Linked DNA regions of Homo sapiens: region 2 is linked to region 1. Evidence: read pairs that join two places in POLR2A ChIA-PET (ENCODE). Cell type or tissue: IMR-90. All regions are shown on one strand. Links, peaks and the distances in the headings refer to the core of each region. The heading gives the core; the rest is flanking DNA. Region 1 overlaps CATSPERT (catsper channel auxiliary subunit tau). Region 2 overlaps ALS2 (alsin Rho guanine nucleotide exchange factor ALS2).

The links. Peaks named below come from ENCODE experiments on the same cell type or tissue, not always from the same donor. Only the 100,000 strongest peaks of a DNase experiment are listed, where the experiment ranks them.
Region 2: POLR2A ChIA-PET joins it to region 1 with 8 read pairs; 2 of 35 experiments call an interaction of 5 or more read pairs at or near these places.

What each region holds. Positions count from the first base shown.
Region 1 is chr2:201,578,250-201,582,249 of GRCh38, forward strand. It overlaps CATSPERT (catsper channel auxiliary subunit tau), which reads right to left. Exons shown (of 16, transcript NM_001168221.2): 5 at 3,846-3,968. Among named protein-coding and RNA genes, the nearest start is that of CATSPERT, 39 kb to the right of the region's middle. In IMR-90, for the core only: no CTCF peak of the experiment used is centred there; a DNase peak (open chromatin) is centred at 2,442; H3K27ac peaks cover 1,689 bases.
Region 2 is chr2:201,701,275-201,707,335 of GRCh38, forward strand. ALS2 (alsin Rho guanine nucleotide exchange factor ALS2) reads right to left here. Exons shown (of 34, transcript NM_020919.4): 29 at 5,572-5,748; 30 at 4,142-4,187; 31 at 3,865-3,926; 32 at 3,180-3,329; 33 at 2,848-2,944; 34 at 1-615. The coding sequence ends at 577. Among named protein-coding and RNA genes, the nearest start is that of MPP4, 5.7 kb to the left of the region's middle. In IMR-90, for the core only: no CTCF peak of the experiment used is centred there; no DNase peak of the experiment used is centred there.

The DNA of each region.
Region 1 (4,000 bases), core at 1-4,000:
TCAAGCAGCAACATAAAGACTTGAACTCTATTTTTATTATAATAAAACAGAGAAAATGCAAAAACCTTGCATTATAAAAGTCCTTTAGACCTCATCTTCTCCCTATGCTATATGCTGTGGTTGTCATATGCATTACCTCTCCAAACATTATAAACCGCACAGATCATGTTATAATTTTTACTTTAAATAGTCACACAAATTTTAACGGAAGTAATAAGAAAACCTCTAGCACCTCCATTCTGCTGTTGAGCCCATTCAGCAAATTTTTAATTTCAGATATTTTACTTTTCAGTTCCAGAATATGTATTTGGGTCTTTTTATATTTTCTATTTTTCTGTTTATGTTTATAAGAATGAATTGGAAAGAAACTCTGAACAATGAAATGTTATATTAGAATTGTGGAATGATGGGTGATTTCTGAATTTTAAAAAATTTACCTTTGTATTTTAAAATATTAGCATATTATTCATGATCTTATAAAAATAAATATTGAAAAGTTTGCATATATGCTTCTAGTCTAAGTATCTAAGCTTCTACATTTTCTTCAACAAAAATTAACTAATAAGTAATGTCACATTTTTTGATGCCTAAATTGCCATACAGTCAAAGGAACTTTAGTCATTTCCAAAGATCTTCTCCCAAAATATTTTTGAGAATCTCTGGTTGCTTACACTTATTCATTACTCCATATGTTTATCCTTCTTCATCTCTTTCTATGTATTAGAAATTTATCTGATTTAACAGTATGCCATTTTTTAAAATCTCTGTGTGTGTATAGATATGTTTGCTGATCTATTTATAAGTTGCAATCATCATTACTCTTCACTCCCAATGTTTACCTTGGATACTGTAAAAATAAGAAAATTCATACATATATATCCACAATATCAGTATTATACCCAAGAAAATTAACAATTCTAGAATTTTTTCTAATATTCAGTAAATATTTATTAAATTTTCCTAATTGTCCCAAGAATGTCTTTTATTTATGTTTATGTTTTATTTTTTGAGACAGGGTCTCACTCTGTTGCCCAGGCTGGGGTGCAGTGGTGCAATCATGGCTCACTGCAGCCTCGACCTCACTGGGCTCAGGTGATTTTCCTGCCTCAGCCCCCCATGCAGCTGGTACTACAGGCAGGTGTCACCATGCCTGGCTAATTTTTTGTGGGTGTTTTTTTGTGGGTTTTGTTTTTGTTTTGCTGTTTTGTTTTGTTTTTAGAGAAAGGGTTTCACCATGTTCCCCAGGCTGGTCTCAAACTCCTGGGCTAAAGCAATCCACCTCCCTCAGCCTCCCAAAGTCCTGGAATTACAGGTGTGAACCACCAAGCCTGGCTCCCAAGAGTCTTTTACAACTTTTTCGAATCTGTATTCAGTCAAATGTGTTGTATCTCTTTAAATCTAGAATAGTTCCTTCCATCTTTGGTGCGTTTTGGTTTTTTTTTTAATGACCAAAGCTATTTAAAGAATCTACACTGGTATGTCCCATTTCTGTACTTATCTTAAGGTATTGTTTAACATTTTCCCCTACTCACTAAATTCCCGTAAACTTGAAGTTAGTTCTACACTCAGCTTGATTAGATTTGGGTTACACTTCTTTCTTTTTCTTTTTTTTTTTTTTTTGAGACAGGGTCTTGCTCTGTCACCCAGGCTGGAGTGCAGTAGCACGATCATAGCTCACTGCAGTCTCGAACTCCTGGGCTCAATCGACCCTTCTGCCTCAACCTCCCAAGTCACTTGGACTACAGGCACATGCCACCACACCTGGCTAATTCTATGTGTGTAGAGACAGGGTCTTGCTATGTTGCCAGACTGGTCTCCAACTACTGGCCTCAACAACTCTCCCACCTTAGTCTCCTAAAGTGCTAGGATTACAGGCCTGAGCCACTGCACCCAGCCAGGTTAAACATTTTTGATGACGATAAGTCATAGATAATACTGTGTACTTCACATTGTATCACTACAGGAAGTACATGATGTTAAGTTATCCACAATTCATTATGCTAAATTCGAGCTCTTGGTTAAAGTGGCAACTACCACATCTGTCTATTGTAGAGTAACATTTCCCCTGCGCTGTTACTACGGCACCATGCAAATATCTTGCTTCCCAATAAACTTTTACCTAATGGTTTTTAGTGCCATTGCTAAATATTGACTGAATTAATCATTATTCATTACAAAGAGTTGCAAAAACAATAATTTGTAATTCTTTCATTACTTCTACATTCATAAACTGGTATTCTTTTGTTTTAAAATTTTCCTTTTTCTTCCTATGCCACATCTTTTCTTCTCTTTTTTGAAGATCACCAAGGAGTCACGAATTTTCCTTTATTCAGAATGTTGCAATAATCTATGTTCAAGTTATTCTGAAGTTGGGCAATAGGAGTCCCTGCAATCTGGCTGTTGACATAACCCCATTAGTCTTTGAAGACTTCCTTGCTGTATGTAACAAAAAACATTCCTGAAAATACTTTAGATTGTTTATACTTATTCACCAATCAGTAAGTTCTTGACTCTGAGTTCAACACAACCACAAAATGAGCTGCCGGAAAGTGAAAAGGACTCCTAGAAAGGAGAAAACAAGAGGGAAGCAACCATAAAATCTGTATATAAACTCTGCCCAAATCTTTGGCTAACCTCTAAAAGACACATGCACAAGGAAGTCTGTAAGCAGCCCAGCTAAGGATGAAAGAACTAAACCAAAATTTGTATTGCCAACTAAGAGACAGAGTTTGCAGCTTCAGTCATGTCTTAAGACATTTCAGAAACATAATAAAACATGTTTAACTTTATTTAGCCATTCTACAATGTATACATATTTCAAAACATCATTCTGTACACGATAAATATATGCAACTTTTATTTGCAAATTTAAATAGCCAGGCACAGTGGCTCAGGCCTGTAATCCCAACACTTTGGGAGGCTGAGGCGGGCAGATTATTTGAACTCAGGAGTACGAGACCAGCCTGGGCAACACAGCAAAACCCTGTCTCTACTAAAAACACAAAAAGCAGTCTGGTGCAGTGGCATGTACCTGTAGTCCCAGATAGTGGGGAGGCTGAGGCAGGAGAATCCCTTGAGCCAGGGAGGCAAATGTTGCAGTGGGCCAAGAAAATTTATTTTCCAGAAAGTTAGTTAGTGATACAACCTAAAAGTGTAAGTGTGGGTTTTTTGGTTACTTAATTTCATATATATATATATATATATATGTATACACACACACATTCCGGAATATATATATATATATATATATATATATATATATATATATATATATAAAATATTCTGGAAAAAAATGTGTGTATATATATATATATATATATATATATATATATATATATATATATACACATACATATTCTGGAAAATATTTTTTTTCCAGACGGAGTATTGCTCTTGTTGCCCAGGCTGGAGTGCAATGGTGCAATCTTGGCTCACCACAACCTCCACCTCCCAGGTTCAAGCAATTCTCCTGCCTCAGCCTCCCAGGTAGCTGGGATTACAGGCATGGGCCACCATGTCCAGCTAATTTTGTATTTTTAGTAGAGATGGGGTTTCTCCATGTTGGTCAGGCTGGTCTCGAACTCCCGACCTCAGTTGATCTGCCCACCTCGGCCTCCCAAAGTGCTGGGATTACAGGCTGGAAAATAAATTTTTAGAAACATTATGCTATTATAAGCCAACTCTTTTAAAAAATATATAGCCAAAAGGAGATTTTATTTCTTAAACACATGAATTTGAAGGCAGATAATAAACAAAAAAAGCCCATCAAGTATAATAAATCACAACAAACTGGACAACCAACTGGCAACGTGATACCAAGGTGAAAAAAATCATTTTATACATACCTGAATTACCTCATAAAGATGTATCTGAACACTCCCTAACAAGAAAGCACGTTTTTCTCTATTGTCATATTGTATGAGTTCCAATAAAATATTATTCCGCTTATCATCATAACGTCTGGGAACCTCAATATCAAAATATATAAGAAAAGAAGCAT
Region 2 (6,061 bases), core at 1-4,000, 120 kb after region 1:
AACAGCTTAGAAAAAGTTAAAACTGCAGTTTAAAAGTTCCTTTCTCCCCTCCCTTGGCAAAGAGACATGATGCACACATGACTGGAAGGGACTCAGGAAGGCAGAGTGTGGCCACTATAGTTTCAAGTACGATCTGGTTCTTGCAAACGGATCGGGGTAACTGCAGGTGGATTCAGGCAAACCAGAAATTCAAAAATATCCATCAACTTCTTTAATATAAGAAGCTCTACTGGAAGCTTTTCTTACAACTTCATGTAGCTGACATACCCTTTACTGTAGGAAGGGATATCCTCTTCTTTTTTCAAATAGTAGATAAATGGTATTTTTGGAACTTATCATAGGCCAAGAACTGGTCTAATCTGATTTTTTACCTCCCTTTCAATCCTCCCTTTAAACTATACAGTCCTTTTTTCTGGGCTCAGGGCTCTTATTATTGGTAAGGCTCATTCTAACAACCTAAATAACACAAAGTCCTTTCCAATTTCAACACTGTTCTTTTTTGCCACTACAGGAAGACTCCAGATGGTGTTATAACACTCTGTAGTAGATAATCCAGTTTTCAAGCTGTTATGCAGCCTAGTTAAGCTTCTCACGCTGAATCTGGTAGTAACATGCCTGGAAGAAAAGTTCAAAATAATTTCAAATTCACTTTTAAAGAAATTACATAAAGAGAGCAATGCATATGGGACTAAAGAAACAAAATCCCTTATGAACAAATTCAGCTGATGGCCCAACAGATTTAATTGATTTCACTTTTCCCTGTTCCCTTCTAGTTCCCCTATCTAGTGGCTGTCTTTTGCCTACTTGTAATTAGTATAGACAAAATTTTTTCATTTCCCGTCTTATTCTAAAACAAAGTTTTTTTACAAGCTAGCTAATATTCTTCACATGCAGAGACACCACAATTTGCCATTACTGATTGGACATTTAGAGTATACCAATCATTAAAAGGTACAACTCTAATTAGAATCACCTAGTATGATTAATAAATATACAGATTAAGCATCATTGCAGACCTGGGGAGTCATAACTTCCAAGAATGCATTTTTAAGAAGCACCCTGAATTATGAGTTTCCAGGTATGGGAATTACTCATACCCCAATGAATAACACATCCAGATAACATGTAACATTTTCCATTCTTTAGTTTCTTAGGATAAATCCCCAGGAGTAGAACCATTGAGTCAAACTCCACATTTTTTGATGTTGTTGATATCTATGTTAGTAACAATTGCTTTCCAAAAGGGTAATGGCTACTTACCCCATTATCAGCAATGTGGGAATAATAATGACTTCACTATAACCCCATCAGTAATTTTAAAATATTCTTGATAATTTAACAGCACAAAATGGTACCTTATTTAAATCTGCAGTACTACGATTTTCAGTGAGGTTGAGTATTTTTCTACATGTAAACTTACTAGTTCAGTTTCTTCTTTGGTGATCTGTTTAGAGATACTCTTCAAATAACATAAACACTAATAATCTAAGTCATCTGTGGCCAATATTTTCCCCAGTTTCTCCCCCTTTTCAGTTTATTTAATAGAAGTGTTAATGGTAGGCCAGGTGCAGTGGCTCACGCCTGTAATCCCAGCGTTTTGGGAGGCCAAGGCGGGTGGATCATCTGAGGTCAGGAGTTCGTGACCAGCCTGGCCAACCTGGTGAAACCCCATCTCTAATAAAAATACAAAAATTAGCCAGGTGTGGTGGCAGGCACTTGTAATCCCAACTACTTGGGAGGCTGAGGCAGCAGAATCACTTGAACCTGGGAAGTGGAGGTTGCAGTGAGTCGAGATTGCACCACTGCACTCCAGCCTGGGCGACAGAGTGAGACTCTGTCTCAAAAAAAAGAAGCATTAATGGTATTTTAGTTGAAAAGTTTAAATAGTTAACCTAGGCCAGAAACCTGACATTGAATTCTAATTATTTTTCTTATTTTAATTTACCTGTCTTTCCTTCTCTCTTCCTTTCTCTATATTTAAACCCCAAAGCATCTATATAATTTGCTATTCTACCCTCCCTCCAAAACTGCTAATAAGCTATCCAATACTTTGTTTTACCATTTGTTAAATAATTCCTCTTTTCCATTTTGGTTTGGTGTTTCCACTTTCATGTGAAGTTTTTATTATGATGTGTTTATATGGGAGCTATCCTTTCTATTTAGGTAATTGTGTATTCCTGTGACAGTCACATACTATTTTATCTTCATTATTGTAATTTTATAAATTTTACTAACTGGAAGAGTAGGTCTATTCTTTCTCATTTTTCACAAGTGTTTTTGCACTTTCTATCTGCTGTTTTTTCAATAAACTTTAGAGTGATTCTTCCAAATTCCAAGAAAAATCAAGGCAGGAAACAAATGACTTCTAACAATCTCTCCAGGCCACCCAGATCAAAGAAGCTCATTTGTAATCTATTGGTTACAGTAAATACAAGGCAAAGAAAGAAGATGGAATTCAAATTCATTATTTACATACTGCCTTCTGTGTTTTACCCTGTTCCATTGAATAGCACTCCTGTTGGAAACTTTCTTGGACACTAAGAATCCTTTCTGTTTCTTTTTTAGAATTACAATTATTTATATAAATGTAAACATTTATAACAGTTTGATCAATTTACAAGGAGGATTAGATAATGAAGAATTTGCTTTAGTATTTTGAGGAACAACTGGCTTATCCTACTTTAATATACTATATAATGTTTTAAAGTGTAGAACAAAATGTGCTCTAAAGGCATTTAAGGTTTGCATTAAACTTTTATACAAAAAAAGTGGTTAATGGCATTTATAATATGGTAAATGAAAGACAGATATGAAGATAAGAAAGTATTAAATAATAACTATACTCACCTTCAAGGTGGTGAACATTATACCCTGTTCCCCATGCTGAAGATAGGGGTCCATTAGATCCTCAATGAGGTGTACCTCAGAGCCTAAATTCCTAATCCTGCCCCAGAGAGAAAAAGATGCTGAGTTATTTTCACTTACATGTCCATTCTCCTTTTGAATCTAGTTGATGGGAAAAAGAAAGAACAGCTCAATAAAAGGGTAATGTCACAGTGGAATGGGTTAATCGATTTTTTTCTAGTGGAAGAGCGTACTCCTGCTGTCAGTTCAGAAAATGCAAGCAGCAGACTTTTAAAAATAACGACTCACTAATAACAAAGTCATAAAACAGTTACCTGGCCCGTAGCACCACATATAAGAAAACAGGAAACAAGTCATCCATGGACCACAAGAAGTCTTCGTGGAGTGACGCCAGGACACTCTGAGAGATCTCCTCAAAAGTCTGCTGGATGACCTTAAGTTTGTCTGATGGGGTAAATGTTGTGCTGTTACAGAAACAATGACAAAAAGACATCCTATAATTTTCTTAATAAAGCCATTTGATCGTGCTTTTTTGACAATATTCCCTCCTGGGATTCACATGCCTTAACCCGGACACTTAGGCATTATGAGTCGTTGGAAAGGATGACTTTGTACTCCCATGGTGCTATGAGAAAAGTAGCCTCCAACTGTCTACGATTCATATATTGTTTCCTTTTACCCACGTGAAATCTCATTCTCCTAATATATGCTCTTTTCTGAATGAGAAATTTGGTTAATTTCCAATTGGCTAAAGATGTGATTATATGGATAAATTTCTGGCTTGGCTCTCTCCTACTTTTGAAAATGCAAGGTCATTTTAGAGTAAAAGATAACCCAAGGGTCTCATTCTGATTTCTGATTTCCAGATTGAGTTTGACACCATCAGCATATAGAATGGGGATGCTTAAGGCTTAGGTAAAGATAAGATCATATTAATAATATCTTAATAGACCAAGCACTACTTTGATTTGTATGGCTTTTCAACAAATCAGAGATTACCTGATCTGCTGCAGACATTCTACTGCTGAGGCAAAACAAGCATCTTTCGTGGTTGGCAAAACCTGCAAAAAAGAGAGTGAAGGTCAAGGAGGAAAACTATTTTCTGCAACAACAGAAATAAATGATACTGATGTCAGAGTGCAGGTCTTTGGTAATAACAGATGCAAACACAAGCTTGGGTACTGTTCTATCAAAGTAAAATGAAAAAGTTTTGCTATCTCAAATCCTTCCCATTAGAGAAAAGCATATTTGCTGAGGAAAAGAAAATCTACTATACCTTTTTACTCTCTCCAAGGATTGACAAGGTTGCTGGCCAAAATTTCCTATAATGGAATCCATAAATTATTAATATAAGTTGTTACTTATGGTAAACAAAATCCCATAAAAATAGTTGACAGCTATATTGGCTTCCTTGTCCCCATTAAAAAGAACTGCTCCACAATAGGTTAAGTTTTTATAAACATTCCAGAAGTGATTTAAGAGTTTTTATCATCTCCCTAAGGGATTTGTCATTCTATATCCCAATAACCTACACGTTACAGATATTACCAAATATTTTTCCTTCACTCAGTTTTATCTCATTTCTACTACTGAATTATTCCACTGAAAACAATTAAAGCACAAAATAAAAAAAAAGCACAAAAATAAGAAAATATAAAAATTAGCTGGGTGCGTTGACACAGGCCTGTAATCCCAGCTAGCTGGGAGGCTGAGGCACGAGAATCACTTGAACCTGGGAGGTGGAGGTTGCAGCTAGCCAAGATGGTGCCACTGCACTCCAGCCAGGGCAACAAAGCAAGACTCCGTCTCAAAAAAAAAAAAAATTGAGGCTTATTCACTTTTCCTGGTAGCACAAATAGAGATTGGGGAGGTGGAATCAGCTTTATCACTGCCCTAGAAAGAAAACATAATAATTTAGTATTCCCTGGATAGCAAGCAATAATACCTTCTAATAAAAACAGCAGGGCTGGGCACAGTGGCTCACACCTGTAATCCCAGCACGTTGGGAGGCCGAGGCGAGCAGATCACTTGAGGCAAAGAGTTCGAGACCAGCCTGGCCAACATGGCAAAACTCCATCTATACTAAAAATACAAAAATTAGCTGAGCATGGTGCCGTGCGCCTGTAATCCCAGCTACTTGGGAGGGTGGGGCATGAGAATTGCTTGAACTTGGGAGGTGGAGGTTGCAGTGAGCTGAGATTGCACCATCGCACTCCTGCCTGCATGACAGAGTGAAACTCTCTTTCAAAAAAAGAAAAAAAAAAAAACACTTCAAAACCTTTAACTTAAAAATTGCAAATGGAGAGGGAGGAGAGAAAAGAAGAGAAGGAAGAATGCCAAAGATATGTATTCTGCTCTAAAGAGCTATAAAATACCAGGCAAAATAGCTCACACTTTATATATATATATATATATAACTATACATAATATATAAAATACATTACTAATATATAATAAATATATATTACTATATATATGAAAACATAATAAAAAACACATTCCAAAGAATCAGCAGGTTTCATACTCATCTCCAAATATTCTCAGAAATAAAGATTATTAACTATCACTATTTTGTTAAAGAAGACATATGCAAAAAATAATTACAAGCCATATATATAATTAGATATCAAAGTGCCAAATTTCCAATAATGCAGTTTGCATTTTAAATTAAAACCATTTGGTTGCGCTTGTAACTACTACACTTACCTCTGCACCCCAAGAAAGCCCAGGAGAGCAATATCTGGCTGCTTATTTAGTCGAAGGACACATTCCCAGTAAATGTCTTCCTCGCGATCATTATCCAAAGCATAAAGCATAAACAGCGGTGGGTAGAGCCGAGGTAGCAGCACAGGAAGCAATAATCCAGAACTCGTTACTACATAACTACAAAATAATGGAGTGGGAGAAAAGGAGCATTTTTCATATTAAAATTGAATACAGAATCCAAGGTAGAGCTTCAGTTTCAAAAAGTCAAAAGTAGAGATGGGAAGTTTTAAAGAAGTTATAATATTACTCTGCTCTTTACATATGGAGTTGATATGAGGACATTATCTATAATTTTGTCTTAGAGGAAACTGTGAATTCTTTTCATGAATTAAAAATCTCACTGAAAACCTACATTGTTTCCATTTTGAGGCTGATTTCTCTGAGGTTATTCTAGGACAGTGTGATGTTACTTCCTTTGCTAAGCAGCCTT